Regions from separate parts of the Homo sapiens genome. Here region 1 is linked to region 2. The links are chromatin contacts, found by Hi-C or POLR2A ChIA-PET in ENCODE. All regions are on one chromosome and are shown on one strand. Each heading gives the region's core, a stretch centred on a gene start or an enhancer-like site at or near the end of the contact. The rest is flanking DNA. Distances are from core to core; before and after follow the strand shown. Region 1 overlaps ZMIZ2 (zinc finger MIZ-type containing 2). Region 2 overlaps OGDH (oxoglutarate dehydrogenase).

What was found. A loop is a pair of places that touch in the nucleus more often than their neighbours do. ChIA-PET counts read pairs that join two places held with the same protein, here RNA polymerase II (POLR2A). Pooled maps may share reads with other maps.
Region 1: a pooled map shows a loop between it and region 2 (2.1-fold over the local background). The contact joins two enhancer-like sites. A Hi-C loop is called at or near these places in 1 of 50 pooled maps. POLR2A ChIA-PET finds 5 or more read pairs at or near these places in 5 of 52 experiments (PC-9, WTC11, activated B cell and 2 more).

Annotation. Positions count from the first base shown.
Region 1 is chr7:44,766,566-44,771,223 of GRCh38, reverse strand. It overlaps ZMIZ2 (zinc finger MIZ-type containing 2), which reads right to left. Exons shown (of 19, transcript NM_031449.4): 18 at 4,561-4,658; 19 at 1,343-3,708. The coding sequence ends at 3,601. Among named protein-coding and RNA genes, the nearest start is that of ZMIZ2, 20 kb to the right of the region's middle. RefSeq lists enhancers at 2,740-2,879, 2,714-3,240. Within about 2 kb of position 2,158, at least 29 of the 41 ENCODE cell types and tissues checked have a DNase peak (open chromatin) inside an H3K27ac peak, as active enhancers do.
Region 2 is chr7:44,704,311-44,709,365 of GRCh38, reverse strand. It overlaps OGDH (oxoglutarate dehydrogenase), which reads right to left. Exons shown (of 23, transcript NM_002541.4): 21 at 1,978-2,141; 22 at 1,630-1,784; 23 at 300-1,487. The coding sequence ends at 1,367. Among named protein-coding and RNA genes, the nearest start is that of ZMIZ2, 42 kb to the left of the region's middle. Within about 2 kb of position 1,650, at least 4 of the 41 ENCODE cell types and tissues checked have a DNase peak (open chromatin) inside an H3K27ac peak, as active enhancers do.

The DNA of each region.
Region 1 (4,658 bases), core at 909-3,408, 61 kb before region 2:
GGCTTTTCTTTTGTTGGGAAGCTTTTGATGACTGGTTCTACCTATGTGTTTTAGGTTGGTTCAGATTTTTTCCTTTTTCTTCTTTTTTTGAGGTCAGGTCTCTGTCTCTGCCTCATTCCTGGCTGGAGTGCAGTGGTGCTGTCATAGGTCGTTGCAGCTTTGAACTCCTGGGCTCTAGCTATCCTCCTGCTTCAGCCTCCCAAGTAGCTGGGGCTACAGGCACGTGCCATGACACCTGGTTGATTTCTAAAGATTTTGTCGAGGCAGGGTCTCTGTTGCCCAGGCTGGTCTCGAACTCCTGGCCTCAGGCCATCCTCCTAACTAGTTCTCCCCAAGTGCTGGGATCACAGGTGTGAGCCACTGCACCTGGCCCTGTTCAGATTTTCTATTTTTCCTGGGACAATTTTGGTCATTTGTATCTTTCTAGGAATTTTTTTGTTGTTGTTTTGAGACAGAGTCTCACTCTGTCACCCAAGCTGGAGTGCAATGGCATGATCTCAGCTCACTGCAACCTCTGCCTCCTGGGTTCAAGTGATTTTCCTGCCTCAGCCTCGTGAATAGCTGGGATTACAGGTGTGAGCCACCACGCCTGGCTAATTTTTGTGTTTTTAGTAGAGACAGGGTTTCACCACTTTGGCCAGGTTGGTCTCGAACTTCTGACCTCAGGTGATCTGCCTGCCTCGGCCTCCCAAAGTGCCGCGATTACAGGCGTGAGCCACCACACCCAGCCAAGATGTCGCATCTTTTTAAATGTTGGCATTTGCAGCTATAAATTTCCCTCAGAGCAGTTTTTGCCGCATTCCTTAAGTTCTGGTATGTTGTTTTCATCCATCTCTATTTCCTAATTTTTCTCGTGATTTCTCCTTTGACCCTTTGGCTGTTAAAAAGTGTGTTCAATTTCTATGTATGTGTGAATTTTCATTTTCCTTCTGGTATGGATTTCTGGTTTTATTCCATTGTGATTGGAGAAGGTGGTTTGCAGGATTCCGATCTCTAATTTACTGAGACTTGCTTTGTGCACTAACGTGTGGTCTGTCCTGGAGAACGTTCCCTGTGCACTTAGAAACGTGTGTTCTGCTGCTATTGGGTGGAGCACTGTTAAGTCTGGTCAGCCTTTTGGTTTTTATGTAATACTTGGCACATTCACAAGAAAATGTGTGAAACAGAAAGTACGACAAAGTGAAACCCACGAAGCCACCACTGACCCTGAGGTTCAAAACCTCCAGCATCTCTGCTCTTCCCTAAGCACAGCTCCGTCCCCTCCCCACGGGTGAGCACTGTGTTGTACTGACTCCCTGCCCTCCCTGATGACTTTAGCACCTGGGTATGAATTCCACACATATTTGGTTTTGAGCTTTATAAAAATGGCATCATACTGTATGAACTGTCTTGCTTTTTCATCCCACGTTGTTTCTGAGAGGTGTTTGTGATGGAGCACAGGGCCACGGTGCCCATGCATTCCTCAATCATTTCTCCAGTCTTCTGAGGATGGGCTTCTGGGTTGTTTGCAGCCTTTTGCTTGTCCCAGTCTCCTAGTTTCTCCACTCCATCCGGGAGCATCACGTTTGCAACAGGCAGGGCAGGTGGTGCATCAGATGTCCAGGACACAGTCATTTGACACCCAAGAAAGGAGGGCCTGGGGCCTGCATCAGGCCATGGCTGAGTGGGACTTTGCCAGGCTGTCTCCGCACCCAGCGACAGGACTGTGCGTGCTGCTGCTTCTTTTGTTTCCTCCACTTCTGTTCCCTCATCCAGAGAGGGCGGAAGAGCTGGAAACAGAGGCTTTGTCAGGGAATAAGGAAGCCCACCTGTGTGGTCCCAAATGTCGCAGGGGCAACGCTCACACCAGATACCTCCCTCCTCCTCCTCCCTGCAGCCTCTGGGCTCCCACAGACAGATGCCCTCCTCTAGTGCCTCCAGGGGCAGGCCTTGGCCGCCAGCCTGAGGATGCCCAGCGCTCCCCTCCTCCCCTAGGTTCCTGTGTTCCCCCAGTTCTTGCCTCTCCTGCTGGCTGGCTGGGAAGGCCCTCAAGGATGGGGCCCAGGACTGGAGGAAATGGTGACCCGGACCCCCACCAAGCTGGACAGGCAGATGGTAGGCAGGACACACCTCTGCAATCTCTGGGAAGTGACAAGCAGAGGCCTCCCAGGGACAAGAGCTGAGAAGGATGAGCCCCTGGCTGGGCTGGGGCTGCCAAACAACTGTCTCAGTGCCCCAGGGCAAGCCCAGATAAGGTGACATAGTGGCAAATGTCTCTCCTGGGCAAGCCTGGGATGCTTCACAAAACAGCTCTTCAGCTGAAGCCAACTTGGAAAATTCCAGGGAAAAGGAAATTTACTATGGGGCGGGAATAGCCGAGCCTTGGCTTGAAACATCCAGAGCTCAACCTGGGGCCCCAAAAGCCACTTGAAGGTCGACCTGGCCCCCAGGTCCTGCACAAGCTTTGCAGGCACAGCCCAAGCTTTAGGCAGGTCGCTGGCTTACGAGGAGAAAATAGTCCCTGGGAGCACAAAGGAGGGACTCGGCCAGGCCCACCAAGAGGGAGTCCTTTAATAGAGATCGGCACAGACAGGAGACACAACAGCCCAGGCGCCCTGCTCGCACAGGCTGGGGCCCTGAGCCAACAGATGCAGTGGCTTCCTCCTCCCCCACCTGGGTGTGGGCCCATGGGGTGGAGACAGAGAGGTGGCTTTAAAAAACACAGCTGTACTAATTCTTCACTTTCACAGAGAAGGGGAACTTGGGAGCGCAGCCCGCTAGAGAATCTTTACACAGAGCTGAATCTGAGAGCCCACCCACCCACCTCGGCCAGGCCGAAGCTCACTGTCCCCCACCCATTGGAGGTTCCTCCCTGATCTGTCTGCACATGGGAAGGAGCAGAGCGCGCAGGGAGACCGGGCTGTACAACAGGAACATGCTGGCTGGACAGCTGGCTCCCCTCTCCCAGCTGTTAGTGTTTCTACACTATGTACATTGTTGTGCTTTGTAGCTCCCCCACCCCGAGGCCTCTGCTTGAAGCTGGGGTGGGGAGAGGAACCTGACACCACACACGGCTGGGCTGCCAGAGCTCCAGGCCCCCAAGAGGCTGCCATTCAGCGAGGTTCCAAGAGCTGGACTGCTGGGCACAGGGGCCACTGGAGCCAAAGGCCCAGGGGACAGAGCCAGCCCTGCCAGATGCCCAGCTCTGCCCAGTGGAGGAGTTGTTGAAACAGAAGGATCAATGCTGGACAAGAAGCAGGCTGGGTGGGGGCAGGCAGGGGTGGAAGGACAAGGTGTGAGGCTGTGAGACCAGGGGCGTGAGATGTGTGTGTGGACAAGGCTGGACAGGGCTGGGCAGGGGCACCTCAGCAAAAACCGTTCTGCAGCAGCAGGCTTGGCAGAGGGAGGTGGCAAGGGCTGCCGGCCTGGGAGCCCCTCCCATCGAGCACAGGGCTGCTTCCAATTCAGGGGCAGGGCTGGCGGCAGAAGGCTCTGGCTCCAGGTGTGTTTTGGGGGAGGTTTGGGAAAGACCACCGGGTGTCCCATGGGGCTGGGCATGAAGGGCAGGGCTGTGGTGACATCTGTGAGCGTGTCCCCGCCGGGCTTGGGGTAAACACAGGATCAGTTGTTCTCAAACAGAGAAAGCAGGTCGTCATTGTTGTTCGTAGGGAGGTCGGGTGGGCCCAAGTAGGACAGTAGCTCATCAGGGTTGGTCAGTTCCGGGAGCAGCTGAGGACAAAGTGAACTCTGTTAGCAGCTTTGGTCACTGACTGGCCACACCTGAGTGACCATCCTGTCACCACATCCCGGCCCTGTCTCCAGGCACAGTGGGGATGCTGAGCAGCCCCTCCTCACACACAGGCCGGGTGCGGGGCCCCACCATAGGCCTGCATGTGCTCAAAGAGGCACACGCCACCCCCTGGGACCTCCCTGCAAGGTTGCTCTGGGGCCAGAACAGCTGGCAACATGCTGTTCAATACCACCAGGAAACGGGATGTGAGGGAGTGCAGCCACTCCACACTCCCTCTGTGCATCAGCCTGCGTGGGGATCCCCACCGTGATGCCCCAAGGTGAATGCTGGTGGTGGAATTCCATGCCCCTAGGATTTTCTGCTTGGAGCTGTTCTTCCTAACTTTTTCATGTTGAACTTCTAGAATGAGTTTCATGTTGAACTTCTAGAATGAGTTTCTATTATGGTCCAGGGACAGTCAGTTCTGTCCTTCATGTACTGAGTTTGCACTCCCATTCCACCTGTGAGTCAAGACCCAGGGCTACTGAGCAAATGGACAGACGAAATTTGACTCTAAGGACCGTGCTGTCAGCTTCCAGTGCAGTCTCCTCTGAGACTCTGCGTCCGCCCGTACGGCATCCAGGCCCCTCATGAACACAAATGTGGTACATCGCATCCCACCCGCAGCTACTCCAGGTATCTAATTCATGAACAAAAGCTGCATTTAGTTGACCTTATCTGACCGGCTCTCTGAGGGGTCACTGTCTTCCCTTCCAGAACGCACCTGGAACAGACACACCACCTCTAGCCCTGGCTCCCACGCACTCCCCCGCATGGGGCCTGGTACTCACGTCCAGAGCTGGTTCTGGGGCCTCCCCGGCTCCAGACATGCTGGGGGGCCCCATCACGCCTGTGGCAGGACTGAAGGCCAGTTCACCCGTAGGTCCTA
Region 2 (5,055 bases), core at 401-2,900:
CGCTGGCTCAAACGGAGAGGCACAGAGTGCAGAGTACTTTTTCAAGGTGGAGCCAGGGGAAGGACCCAGAGCAGGGAAAGCTCAGAAACAGGACTGCACCCAAACAGCCCGGCAGCCCAGGCCGCCTCTGCCGCATTCACAATGACGGCTTTGCCGGCGAGGGCCTGCAGGTGGTGGTCATCACTCCCCCTGTCCAATGAGGAGGGGGCTGCTTCCCAGGTGGGTTAGGAGGGGACTGGCCCATCCCCATCCCCTCAGGGGAGAAGGCAGAACAGACAGAAAGACACAGCAGACATGCCCACGGATATAACTTAGTTTATGGGTCAAGCCAATGCAATGCAAAGTTGTTTCTGTTCCTTTTTTTTTTTTTTAACCAAAATAAATAAATCAGATCTGTCCCTGTGAAGGTCAGAGTGATAAATGAGGGGCAGCTGGCCCCTTGGCCATGGCCTGGCCCCTCACCCCCAGCCCCTCCTCTCCCTCTTCTGACCTGCTTTGGCACAGCAAAGAAAACGATGCATCAGAAAGTCTCCATTGGGTTAAAGGAGAAAGAAAGAGTGGTTGGGGTGGGGAGGGAGTCCAAGAGAGGAGGTGGAGGGTTAACAGGACCAAGACAGAGCAGCCAGTGCCCCGGTGGTGGCTACCTGAGCGGGGCTTCCTGGCTACACACAGACTCTGTGGGCTCCAGGTGCTGCCTGGGCCCAGGAGGGGTGGGTGGGGCATGCTTGGGCCCCACACACAGCCTGGAACCCTCGAAGGAACAGCAGATAATGGACACTGCAGAGACTGAAGCTGCCCTTTCTGTGCCAGGTCAGGCCAAGGCTCTCTCCTGCCAGCTGCCCCGGGTCATCCTCAGTTCACGCCACGGCTGGGGCCCACCCTAGAAACCTCTGCCAGCCATGGCTAGATCCGACTCCAGGCTCCTCTACAGATTCTAAGGCTCAGGCTCAAGATGAAGCTATCCTAGTCTCAAATACAGGAGCCTGTGCCTTGCTGGGTGACAGCGGAAGCCAGCACACAAGGCCCAGTTCCTATCCTAGTGGGTGAGACTGGTGGGGAGGATTGTGGCCAGAGCTGACCCCTCCCCAAGGACATCCCTCGGGGGCTACCTTTCCTCCTCCTGCTCCCCCCGGCCTCCTGGAAAACTGCTCAGAAGTCAGCAGAGCCTGGGCAGCGTGTGGCCTGTGGGGCAGCCAAGCACTGGAGGGGGACGACAGCCTAACTCCTATGAGAGCAGAGGGAGGGGTGGTGGCACAGCGAGGAGGGCGGTGGTGTGGGCAGCGCTGAGGCACTATTCTTTAGTTGAGAAGCAAGGGGCAGTCATGGGTGTGGAGAGGGCAGTGGCCCAAGCAACCCTAGGCAGCATCTACGAGAAGTTCTTGAAGACGTCCAGGTCGAAGGCCGTGTCCAGGAGGCGCTGCAGCTCCGTCAGGTGGGTCTTCTTGTTGCCGGTGGCTGGAGCAGCCGCTGGGTCCCGGCCGGCATACCTGAGAGATGGAGGGAGGGGGCAGTGAGGGCAGGGGACACTGAGTTGGCCCAGCCCATCCCTCTGCTGCATGTGCCTGGCTAACTGCCTACTGGCCTGAGGGGAGGGTCCCACAGCCTTCCTGGCAGGGACTGAAGCCTTACCAGACGGGCTTGGCGCGGCTGATGGTGGTCCGAAGTCTTGGCTTCACGTAGTCATAGTAGCCTTGGTTCTTGTGCTCCTCCTGGCACCAGGCCAGCTCAGCATTGGGGTACTTCTGCACCTCCTTCAGCAGGAGGTCAAAGGGGAATGGCGACAGCTAGGAGACAGCAGGGGTCAGATCAAAAAGAGGAAACTCAGAGGGCAGGCAAGATCCAGCAAAGGGAAACTGGTGTTCCGAGCAGGGAAGGTCAGGAACCTGAGGGCCACACCCCAAGCAAGGCTGTTCTGTGAAGGCACCAGAGCCCTGACCCCCGCTGGGGGGACACCCTGATGGCACCACCTGCCCTCACCTGCTCAATCCTTGTGATGGCCACCTGCCCCACCATGTCGCGTGCTTTGCGCTCCCGGGTGAGGTCATAATACACTTTGCCGGTGCAGAAGAGAAGCCTTTTGACATTTTCTGGGTTCTGAGCTGCAGGGCCATCTTCTGGGATCACCCGCTGGAAGTGGGTTCCTACAAGAGAGTTCCCATGGCTAGGCTGGTTCTCTCAGGTATGTGGCTGAGAGCTCTCCTGGGCCCAGGGCTGTGCCAGGGACTGCTGCCAGGAGACGCAGCTTTCAAGGGTTAGAGATGCTTCCCCTTCACCAGCCTCTGATGCCCTGTATTTGCTCAGACCAGGCACACTTTGAAAAGCACGTTACGTGTAACAAATACACAGCAGACATGGCCAGCTCTGGGTATCAAGTAACACCAGGCTAGCCTTCAAAACAGCTTGGCTCAGACTTCGGGGACAAGAGTATTATTAAAACATCCCGGCCGGGTGCGGTGGCTCACGCCTGCAATCCTAGCACTTTGGGAAGCTGAGGCGGGCGGATTGCCTGAGTTCAGGAGTTCGAGACCAGCCTGGGCAACATGGTGAAACCCCGTCTCTACTAAAAAAATACAAAAAATGAGCCAGGCATGGTGGTGTGCGCCTGTGGTCCCAGCTACTCGGGAGGCTGAGGTGGAAGAATCGGTTGGGCCCGGGAGGCAGAGGTTGCAGTGAGCTGAGATCATGCACTACAGTCTGGGCAACAGAGCAAGACTCCATCTCCAGACAAAAAAAAAAAAAAATACCAGCCGGGCGCATGGCTCACGCCTGTAAATCCCAGCACTTTGGGAGGCTGAGGCAGGCGGATCACCTGAGGTCAGGAGTTCGAGACCAGACTGACCAACATGGTGAAACCCTGTCTTTACTAGAAATACAAAATAAGCCAGGCATGGTGGCGCATGCCTGTAATCTCAGCTACTCGGGGGGCCGAGGCAGGAGAATTGCTTGAACCCGGGAGGCGGAGGTTGTGGTGAGCCAAGAATGCGCCATTGCACTCCAGCCTGGGCAACAAGAGCAAAACTCCATCTCAAAAAAAAAAAAAAATTATATAAAAAAAATCCCATGTTTACTCTGTTTCTGCTGCTCAGAATTTTACAAATATAAAAACTTTCAACACAATCAGAGAAAATATTCAGATAGAGAACAGTGGGTTGGCCAGCACTTTGGGAGGCTGAGGCAGGAGGATCCCTTGAGCTCAGGAGTTCGAGACCAGCCTGGGCAACATGGTGATACTCCGTCTCTACAAAAGTACAAAAATTAGCCAGGCACGGTGGTGCACACCTTGTGTTCCCAGCTACTTGGGAGGCTTTGGTGGGAGAATCACTCTAGCCTGGGAGGCAGAGGTTACAGTGAACCATGATGACCATGCCTCTGCACTCCAACCTGGGTGACAGGGTAAGAATCTATCTCAAAAAAATATAGAAAAGTGGGTTGAATGGTACAAACATACAGTTAGATAGAAGGAATTAAGTTCAACGTTTGATAAAGGAGTAAGGTTAACAAACATGTATCGTACTCGGGTGACGGACACCCTAATACCCTGACTTAAGCACTACGCATCATATGCACGTAACCAAAACCAGTTGTGTTTCTATACACTAACAATGAACAATAAGAAGAGGAAATTAGGCCAACAATTCCATTTATGATACAAACAGAATAAAAGTCTGGGCACAGTGGCTCACACATGTAATCCCAGTACTCTGGGAGGCCAAAGTAGGAGGATCACTTGAGCCCAGGAATTGAGGCTGCAGTGAGCTACGATTGCATCAGCCTGGATGACAGAGTGAGACTCTGTCTCAAAAAAACACAAACAAAAAATAAAAAACAAAACAAATTAGCTCAAAGTGGGTCAAAGATCTAAACATAAGAGCAAAAACTATAAAACTCAGAAGAAAACATAGGGCAAAAGTTTCACAACACTGAATTTGGTAATGATTTCTTAGATATGACACCAAAGTCACAGGCAACTGAAGAAAAAATAGACAAATCTGACTTCATGAAAATTAAAAACTTGGCCGGGCGCGGTGGCTCACGCCTGTAATCCCAGCACTTTGGGAGGCCGAGGCGGGCGGATCACGAGGTCAGGAGATCGAGACCATCCCGGCTAAAACGGTGAAACCCCGTCTCTACTAAAAATACAAAAAATTAGCTGGGCGTAGTGGCGGGCGCCTGTAGTCCCAGCTACTTGGGAGGCTGAGGCAGGAGAATGGCGTGAACCCGGGAGGTGGAGCTTGCAGTGAGCCGAGATCCCGCCACTGCACTCCAGCCTGGGCGACAGAGCGAGACTCCGTCTCAAAAAAAAAAAAAAAAAAAGAAAATTAAAAACTTTTGTACATCAAAAGATACTAACAACAGGCCAGGTGCAGTGCCTCACGCCTGTAATCCCAGCACTTTGGGAGGCTGTGGTGGGCAGATCACCTGAGGTCAGGAGTTCAAGACCAGCCTGGTCAACATGGTGGAACCCTGTCTATACTAAAAATACAAAAATTAGCTAGGCATGGTGGCGTGCGCCTGTAATCCCAGCTACTTGGGAGGCTGAGGCAGGAGAATCACTTGAACCTGGGAGGCAGAGGTTGCAGTGAGCTGAGATTGCACTAATGCACTCCAGCCTGGGTAACAGAGTAAGACTCCATCTCGGAAAAAAACAAAAAACAAACAAAAAAAACACCCAAACCCAAAACCAAAACCAAAGATACTAACAACAGAATAAAAGAACAACCCATAGAACGGGAGAAAATATTTGCAAATTATATTTCTGATAAGGAATTAATATCTAGAATATACAGAGAACTCTTAAGACTCAAAAACAAGCAACCAGATTCAAAAATGGGCAAATAATTTGAATAGGCTGGGTACCGTGGCTCATGCCTGTAATCTCAATACTTTGAGGCCAAAGTAGGAGGATTCCTTGAGCCCAGGAGTTCAAGACTAGCCTGGGCAACATAGAGAGATCCTGTCTCTTAAAAAAAATTAAATTAAAAAAAAAAAGGATTTTAATAGACAGTTCTCCAAGGAAGATATACAAGTGGCCAATAAGCATATGAAAAGATGCTC